Linked DNA regions of Homo sapiens: region 1 is linked to region 2. Evidence: chromatin contacts called from ENCODE Hi-C or POLR2A ChIA-PET data. All regions are on one chromosome and are shown on one strand. The core of a region is the stretch at or near the end of the contact, and the rest is flanking DNA. Distances in the headings are between cores, read along the strand shown.

The links. A loop is a pair of places that touch in the nucleus more often than their neighbours do. ChIA-PET counts read pairs that join two places held with the same protein, here RNA polymerase II (POLR2A). Pooled maps may share reads with other maps.
Region 1: a loop to region 2 is called in a map of naive thymus-derived CD4-positive, alpha-beta T cell, with 13 times the contacts of the local background. The contact joins two enhancer-like sites. A Hi-C loop is called at or near these places in 1 of 168 maps with a recorded cell type or tissue (naive thymus-derived CD4-positive, alpha-beta T cell), 1 of 37 single-sample maps with no recorded cell type and 12 of 50 pooled maps. POLR2A ChIA-PET finds 5 or more read pairs at or near these places in 1 of 52 experiments (CD4-positive, alpha-beta memory T cell).

What each region holds. Positions count from the first base shown.
Region 1 is chr6:166,539,714-166,543,614 of GRCh38, forward strand. The region is part of intron 1 of RPS6KA2 (ribosomal protein S6 kinase A2); the gene reads right to left. Among named protein-coding and RNA genes, the nearest start is that of MIR1913, 32 kb to the left of the region's middle. RefSeq lists enhancers at 1,517-1,636, 2,227-2,446, 2,617-3,217, 3,565-3,901. Within about 2 kb of position 1,403, at least 8 of the 41 ENCODE cell types and tissues checked have a DNase peak (open chromatin) inside an H3K27ac peak, as active enhancers do.
Region 2 is chr6:166,415,934-166,420,138 of GRCh38, forward strand. RPS6KA2 (ribosomal protein S6 kinase A2) reads right to left here. Exons shown (of 21, transcript NM_021135.6): 18 at 3,949-4,025; 19 at 2,292-2,409. All of the region lies in intron 1 of LOC124901460 (a long non-coding RNA gene), which reads left to right. Among named protein-coding and RNA genes, the nearest start is that of MPC1-DT, 35 kb to the left of the region's middle. RefSeq lists an enhancer at 3,589-3,658. Within about 2 kb of position 1,403, at least 4 of the 41 ENCODE cell types and tissues checked have a DNase peak (open chromatin) inside an H3K27ac peak, as active enhancers do.

The sequences.
Region 1 (3,901 bases), core at 153-2,652, 120 kb after region 2:
AGAGTCACATGACTTCCCTTGTAAAGGGGTAGGCCATCTGCCCAAGTGCCAGGCCCTGGAAATGGAACACTGGAAAGGAGGTGTTTCTCCCAACATGAGACATTCGAGCCCAACTGTTCCTTGAATTTATCTCTGCATTTCTCTGAGATTTCTGTTCCACTATCTATACATTCGTACACCCCTTTCTACAGTTTTAGCTCGGGGTGAGGGGCTGAAAAACTTCAGAAACTGCTGGCTAAAATGCGCATCCAAAAACAGCAACCAGGAATTGTATGCATAGTGTGCTCTGGGAACCAGGGGCCTCTCATTCCTCATTGCTTCTTTTCATGAAGAAACTGTGAAGTGGAGATTTTCTCCTGAGACTCAGATTACACATTAATAGCTGGAAGTGATAGAGGTGGGCTTCTCATCAAGGACTGACTTCGAAGCCAAGTACTTCCACCCTCTGTTTTACTCTAAGAGTGAAGACTTCCAAATGAAATCACAATAGCAATAACGTACATGACGATGTTTGAAAAATTCAGTTTCTCAAAACGGTTACTTATAAATCTTGCTATTTTACCTCCATGTCACAAATAGAGGCACATGTAAAAGCAGATAAGGTGTCTGAGCCGTGGAAACTCACAGCGGATTAGAGGCCTATGCAGTTATCCATGGCTTTTCCATTCTCAGTTAAAGGAAACACTTTCGTCTCCATATCTTCAAGGATGATTTGCTATTTTTGTAAAAACAGTGGTTTTTTTTTGTTTGTTTGGGAAAACAATGAGTATAGCCAAAATTGACTCTGTTTAATCCATCCTGAAGTTCATATGAGTGCAGTTGGAAGATACAGAATTACAATTTTGTTGCTTCATAATTACTTCTTGAATGAGTAAGTAAAAATGCTAGAGGCACAGCCCAGCCAATGGGCATTATATTTAGATGCTAATTTGTGAGGGGACATCACATTTTAAGCCCTTCCTCCCTTCACAGCACAGGCTTACTAGAATTGCAGGACCATGCTAGCCACCCGAGACTGTGCAGCTTTTGTGGTGAAATCTCCTGGTTTATGGAAAGGGACAGAAAAAAATGAGGCCCTCAGGGATCCACGTGTGTCACTGCCTGTGAGAACCACTACCTTCCACGCGGCTGCTGGAGGTGGCTTCCTGCACAAAAAACAAAGGCAGGAGCCCAAGTTCAAAAAAATTCATCATGGAAACATGTATGCTATCTTTTCCCGTCATTGACCTACGAAAGGAAGAAAGAAATTGCAGACGATTTGTCATTTAAAGAACAACAAAATACTCCTCTTCTGTTACTAAAACACTGTCCTCGCAATGGGTCCATTAACATCCTCTACCTACAGGACTAGCACGCGCATGAGTCATCCAAACCCCAGCCTCCCTCCCAAAATAGCTCCCATCATGCAGCTGTGTTAATGCGACGCCCACACTATGAAAAAAGGAATCACCACCAAAGCACACCCTTCTGTGACTTCATTTTGGTAACGAGAGCATGGCAACGGCCACACTGCAGAACAGAAAGTAAAATTCAACACCGCCCAGAGGTGTGGGGCAGGCGAGGCACGAGCTGGCCAGGGAGGCTTCACACTGCAGCCACCACCCTTTCCTGGGGCACGTTTCCCAGCCCTTGTGTATGTTTCCTAAAGATTTCCAGTTCCTTCCTTTTTCTTCAGCAGCTCTTTGTGGAGGGTCTGAGACCCACAGCTGTGGTGAATGAGCTCATGCAGTCCCATGGGTCCTGGTCCCCTTCACTGCCTTTGTGGGACATGCCTTTGTGGGACTAGGCTCTGAAGCGAGAGTGACAGCATCCGGGCTACTTGGATGCCACCTGGCCATGGACGCTGGCACCTCAGAATTCCCATGGGTGTTCCCCTGCTCCCAGTCAGCCCGTTTTTTAGGCTGGCTTCACGCCTTCCTCAGCACTTCCAAATTGCCATCCCCTGTTGCCTCCCGCCTCCCCGGTCCATGCCACACCCCCACCTCCGTTGCAGAAGTTCACCTTCTTTAGTCATTTCTGTAACGTTTCGAATCAAAGCCTTCGACGCAGATATCTCATAACATTTCAAATTTTGTGCAGATTCTTTCTGTCAAAGTATTGAGAGCAAATGTACCTGAAGTACACACATAATTTCATCTCCTAAAATGACATGAAAAACGCCAGCTTTCTTCCCTAATAATATTGCGATAGAGTTCACTTCTCATTTCAAATCAGTAAGGTTTTTAACCGCAAAGCATCTGAGGCGTCAATGGAAAAAAATCCCCAAGAGCATCACCTTTCAGACTTCAGAGTTCTGCCTTCACAGTGACATTTTAGCTTGAACTTGCTGGAGGATGCTTAACTTTCTTTTTCACTTTCCCCAAAACGAAAACAAAACAAAACAAACAAAGATCTGGTGTTCCATGGACTCGGCGCGCACTCTGGGGTCTGTGTGAATAGGAAACAGCCAGATGAAGCCCCAGCACCATACTCCCGGGCACTGCTGATAACGACCCTCTCTGGACAGCCCTGGTTTCTGGATCCCTTCATGACAACCACCCTAAGGGGCAACTAGCATGAAAATGTTACTCACATTTCATTTTGAAATATGTGCCTTTTCTGTTTTATGAAGCAGGTAATTTTATCTAGAGCTTGATGAGGATTTGCATGCAATGCCTTAGGAAGATCAAGTCTGTTCCTGAATCGGCTGCATCCATGGCAGGAGCATGTGGTTTCCAGCACAGCTACTGTAAACAGTATTTTTAAAGCTAACTTGAGAGCTTTGGGAGGAGGAGCTGGGACGGTGATCAGGTGCTAGCTCCATAAGCAACAATTCCAAACATTTTGTAACGTAAGAAAGAAAAACTAGAGGTATAAACTGTTTAAATGATGTTTGAATGTGACAAATTGTGACAAGGAATTTTTAAAATTCCTGCAGAACTGCACTCAAAATTCCAATGACTGCAGGAAGTCCCGGGCAGGTATTTCAGCAGCTGCTGGGAGCGGCTGGGAAGTGGGAGTGACAGGGAGAAAGATGAGGGCGGTTGGCCACTGGCTCTGCATGCCTCTCTCTGGGCCAAAGTCGCCTTCTTAGGTCATTTCCTCTGCTCTGAATCACCTGCTCTTCATGTCATTAAAGGGATAATATTTATAAAAAGTGCAAATTAAAAGTTGTGGAATATTAATGATAAGGACATAGGAAACAAAATAGGCAAGGGTTCACCTCATTTCCAAAAAAGGAGAGAGGTCATTCTATAAATCGCAGATTCACATGTAGGATATTAATTTCCAGAATAATAACAGAATATATTATTACACAGGTGGTTTATGAAAATGTGGAAAAGAACGTATCTCCAACTCACAGGTCCCATCAAGCCAGCACTGTTCTGCTGCTGACGGCATGAACTCATGAGCAGGTGGACAAGAGCCTGGCTTTGAGGGCAGCTTTGGTGGAGTCCCTCCTGAATCCCAGGTGACAAAGAGGCTGGCATCATATAAACGCTTAATGACAGAGTACCACATCGCAAGTCATTCTCTCAAGGCACAGAACCCGGACACACCTGCCCAGGAACAGTATCGTGTCCTGGAGGTTCTGAACGTATGAATGTTCTATGTTGCCCACCTGCTTCAGAATCACCCCAAGGAACTTGTTAAAATGCAGATTCCAGGCCCTGGGCAAGGCCTTCTTGGTCTGGAATCTCTAAACTTGGCTTCGTCTAGAATCTGACTTTCATTATCTCACCAAAGGTGCCCTTCTCAAGCCATCCAAATCTTACCCATTGCTAAATCGAGTGGCTAAATTTCCATCCTCCATAGCACTGGGCATGGCTATTCACTCCCTCTCACTTGAAACACTCTCTTCACCTGGATTCCAGTACATCCTACTCCCCTGGGTTCGCTCCCACCTCCCCCTCTTTCTGTG
Region 2 (4,205 bases), core at 153-2,652:
ATTACCCTCACCACAATCACCTTCACCATCATCTTCACCATCTCCACCATCATCCTCACCATCCTCCTCCATCACCCCCACCATTACGCTCACCATCATCTTCACCACCTCCACCATCATCCTCACCATCTCCACCATCACCCTCACCATCCTTCCTCCATCACCTCCACCATCCACCCTCACCATCCTTCATCACCCCCACCATCACCCTCACCATCATCTTCACCACCACCTCCACCATCACCCTCGCCATCCTTTCTCCATCAACCCTACCATCACCCTCGCCATCATCTTCACCACCACCTCCACCATCACCCTCACCATTTTTTCTCTGTCACCTCTGCCGTCACCCTTGCCATCCCTCCTCCATCACCTCTACCATCACCCTCCACCATCATCTCTGCCATTACCTTCCATTATCTTCACCATCACCTCCACTATCATCTCTGCCATTACCCTCATTAGCCTCACCATCATCCCCATCACCTCCACCATTACCTCCACAATCACTACCATCATCTCTCACTATCATCTCCCACCACTCCCACCGTCACCTCCATGATCACTGCCACCACCTCTGCCACTTTTGCCATCCCTTCATCACCTCCATCATTTCCTACCATCACCTCCAAAATGATCACCTCCACGATCACTCCCGCCACCTCTGCCACCACTTCTGTCATCCCTCCACCATCAGCTCCATCCCTGCTCCCACCATTACCTCCACCATCAGCTCCATCCCTGCTCCCACCATTACCTCCACCATCATCTCCACAATCGTCACCTCCACCATCCCTCCACAATCACCTCCATCATCACTCCTGCCATTATCTCCACCATCATTTCCACAATCATTCCCTCCACCATGCCTTCACCATCACCTCCATCATCGCTGTCGCCACCTCTGCCACCACTTCTGCCATCCCTACACCATCACCTCCATCATCATTCCCGCCATTACCTCCACCATCATCTCTACAATCATCACCTCCACGCTCACTGCATGAAGTTGCACTGAGATGTCAACAGCAGAATTGGAATCAGAGCCCCTGACTCCTTCTCTTTCAGCCCTTTTACATGAACACGGGAACAGCTGTTGGTGCTGCTTACCAGTGGCTGGATTATGATTTACTATTGGATTAGAGAGGAATTTGATGATGCCAAGTAAAAAAGCGTCTGATGGGCAAACGAAATAAGGCCGGTCATAAACTGTGTGGACTGCAGACAAGGCCAAATTCAAAGTATTTTACAAGAACAGAAGTATACCTCTGGACAAGAGCTCTACTTGTTTGTTTGGTTTATGAACATGCAGGGCAATCATTCTGCAATATCACTAAAAGCATGGTGGTTAATTTTATATGTCATCATGGCTGGGTTATGTTACCCAGTCTAGAGGTTGCTGTGAAGGTGTTTTTCAGGATGTGGTTAACACTTAAGTCAGTCGACTTGAGTAAAGCAGTTACCCTGCACAATGTGGGTCAGCCTCATCCAATCAGTGGAAGGCCTCCTTAGGAAAAAGACTGCTCCCCTGAGGAAGAGGGAATTCTGTGGCAGATAGCCTGTGGTGGGCAACTGCCCCATCCATTTCTCCTTGGGGCTCCAGCCTGCCGGCTGCCCTGCAGTCACAGACTTCCCCGTCCCCACAATCACGTGAGCCAATTTCTTACAAATAAATCTCTCTCTCTATACACACACACACACACACACACACACACACACGCACGCATGTTCTGTTTGTTTCTTTGGAGAACCCTGCATAAGATACCAAGATAGTGGAAAATGTGAAAATGCTAAAAATGTTTTTGAAAATAATGTTTTTAGATGAAAGGCTTAAAAGATGCCGAGGATAAGGCCAGGTGTGGTGGCTCATACCTGTAATCCCAGCAATTTGGGAGGCTGAGGTGGGTGGATCACTTGAGGTCAGGAGTTCAAGACCAGCCTGGCCAACATGGTGAAACAAAAAAGTTTTAGTACAAAACTTTTTTGTACTAAAAATACAAAAGAGTTAGTCGGGTGTGGTCGCACACGCCTGTAGTCCCAGCTACTTGGGAGGCTGAGACAGGAGAATTACTTGAACCCAGGAGGCAGAGGCTGCAGTGAGCCAAGATTGTGCCACTGCACTCCAGCCTGGGTGAGACAGAGCGAGACTCCATTTCAAGAAAAAAAAAAAAATATGCTGAGGATAAAATACCTATACTACTTACATAAAACCTATCCCCTGGCTTCCTCAGAAATCATATGGCTATTTCAGAATCTGAATATTTAAAAGCAACGCTGGGACATGTACTCACTTTAGCTGCGTCAGATATCGAGTCCCAGTTTCCCCCAGAAAGGGCATACTTCCCACTGCCGATCCGCGCCAGAATCTCCTCAGGGGTATCGTCTGGCCCATTTGCAAAAGGGGTAAATCTGTATAATTAGACAAATTTGTGGTAATGAGCTTGTATTTTACAACCTAAAATAAAGTTTGCAAGTTGATATCACCCCTTGGCTGTTCAAAGGAATAGCACTTTGCTTCTCCCTCCTCTGCTCTGAAGCCAGGATTCATGGGAAAGCGGAACTTACCTCTAACACTATGCCCGTTTTCCTTCCTTAGCAATTGGGTGGCTAGAGGTTGATGGGCAAGTGGGAGAGCCCTGTGAGACCTGTGCTGTATCCCCTCCGGACCCAGGTAAACTGGGATGGGGTGGCCTAGTGAGTTGCCTGGTGCCGTGGTTTCCACGGTGATGGTGTGGCATCATGCGAGAGAGCCTGAGACGTGGAGTCTGAGAGACCCACGGTGGATGTATTCCCAACTCTGTGTTCTTTGACAAGTTAACTTTTTGAGCCTCCACTGCAAATGCAGAGTGTATGCACAAATACACATACATGCTTGGTGCAGCTCTGGCCATATTCCAAGCGCGTGGGAGGTGTTCATGGTGTCCCACCTTAAAACACACCCACACACTCCTAGGAAAGGAAGGACACGTGTGCTGCCAGCGCTTCCTCTAGTGGGAAAGTGTGTGATCTAGTTTTCCGTATAGGCAAAGTGAGTATTAGAAGCGTCACAAAGTAACCTGACTGTGGTATTGGTAAGAAACTGAGGTTCCTTCCTTTGCTACTGCAGTCCTCAGGGTGCGGCTTCAGGGCCTGATTTACTCTCCTTCTGCTGTGGACACTACCTGTTGACTTATGATGAAATAAGTGAAAAGCAGGCCAAGCTCATTCATTCTCATGAGGGCATTCAAGCCATTTTGCTACAGCAAACAGGATTCGATGGTCTAGGGTTCTTTTCTTTTTGCCTCCATTCAAGTATTTAATAAACGTAATAGGAACCAGCGGATCTTGTAAGATCCTAGACCTTCCTGCCTAGAAGCAACCATGGTGTGTCCTCTTCTCACTCAGGGGAGAGGGAAGGGAGGCTGGTACAGGTTAAAGTGTTTAGCCCAGAGTCACGGCTAGTGGCGAGTGGGGCTCAGATGGAAGTCAGCTGTCTGGATGGCAGGCCCAGGCCACTTTCTGTAACACCACGTGTCTTACCACAATGAACCGGCCCGTGCATGACTCATGACCACGAAACCCAGGTACAGATGCTGTTTGACCCTGAAGCTGCTATGGGGCTTTCGGTTTAAGAGGATGTCTGGAAGGCACATCTGTTGCTACCTTTTAAAACAGTGGCAGGTGCAGCAGAGAGAATGGGGACTATGCTGGCAAAAGACTTGATGTTTTGTTCATGAGCTGAGTTTAAAGAAAATGGGTGGCTACATTTCTTGTCCTTGTTGTTCAGTTGTCCTGAGGGGCTAAGAAAGTCTGCGAGTGTTCACTCAAGGCCTGGGAGTGTTTGCATACACGTTGGGTTTGCCCACATGCGCACACTAGGACAGGGCTGGCCCTGGTCCCCTGACAGATCAGCCACTGAGGCTGCTGCCCTGTGTCTCCTCCTGACACCTGTTTGAGGTGACTGCTTACCCTGCCAGCATGGTGTACAACAGGATCCCCAAACTCCAGATGTCACACGCCGCATCATAGCCTTGACGCTTCAGGACCTAGGAGGGAACGACAGGACACCGGCACGCCCTTCACTAAGGACATTCAGATTGACAGCACGTTTCTCCAGCGGCATCCTACGCCGGCAAGCTGGGGACCAGGAGGAGGGCGGTGCCATGTCTTCGGTGTGACCACTGTTTCTTAAGGCAAAGCCAACCCTAAGGTACTGCAGTGGGACT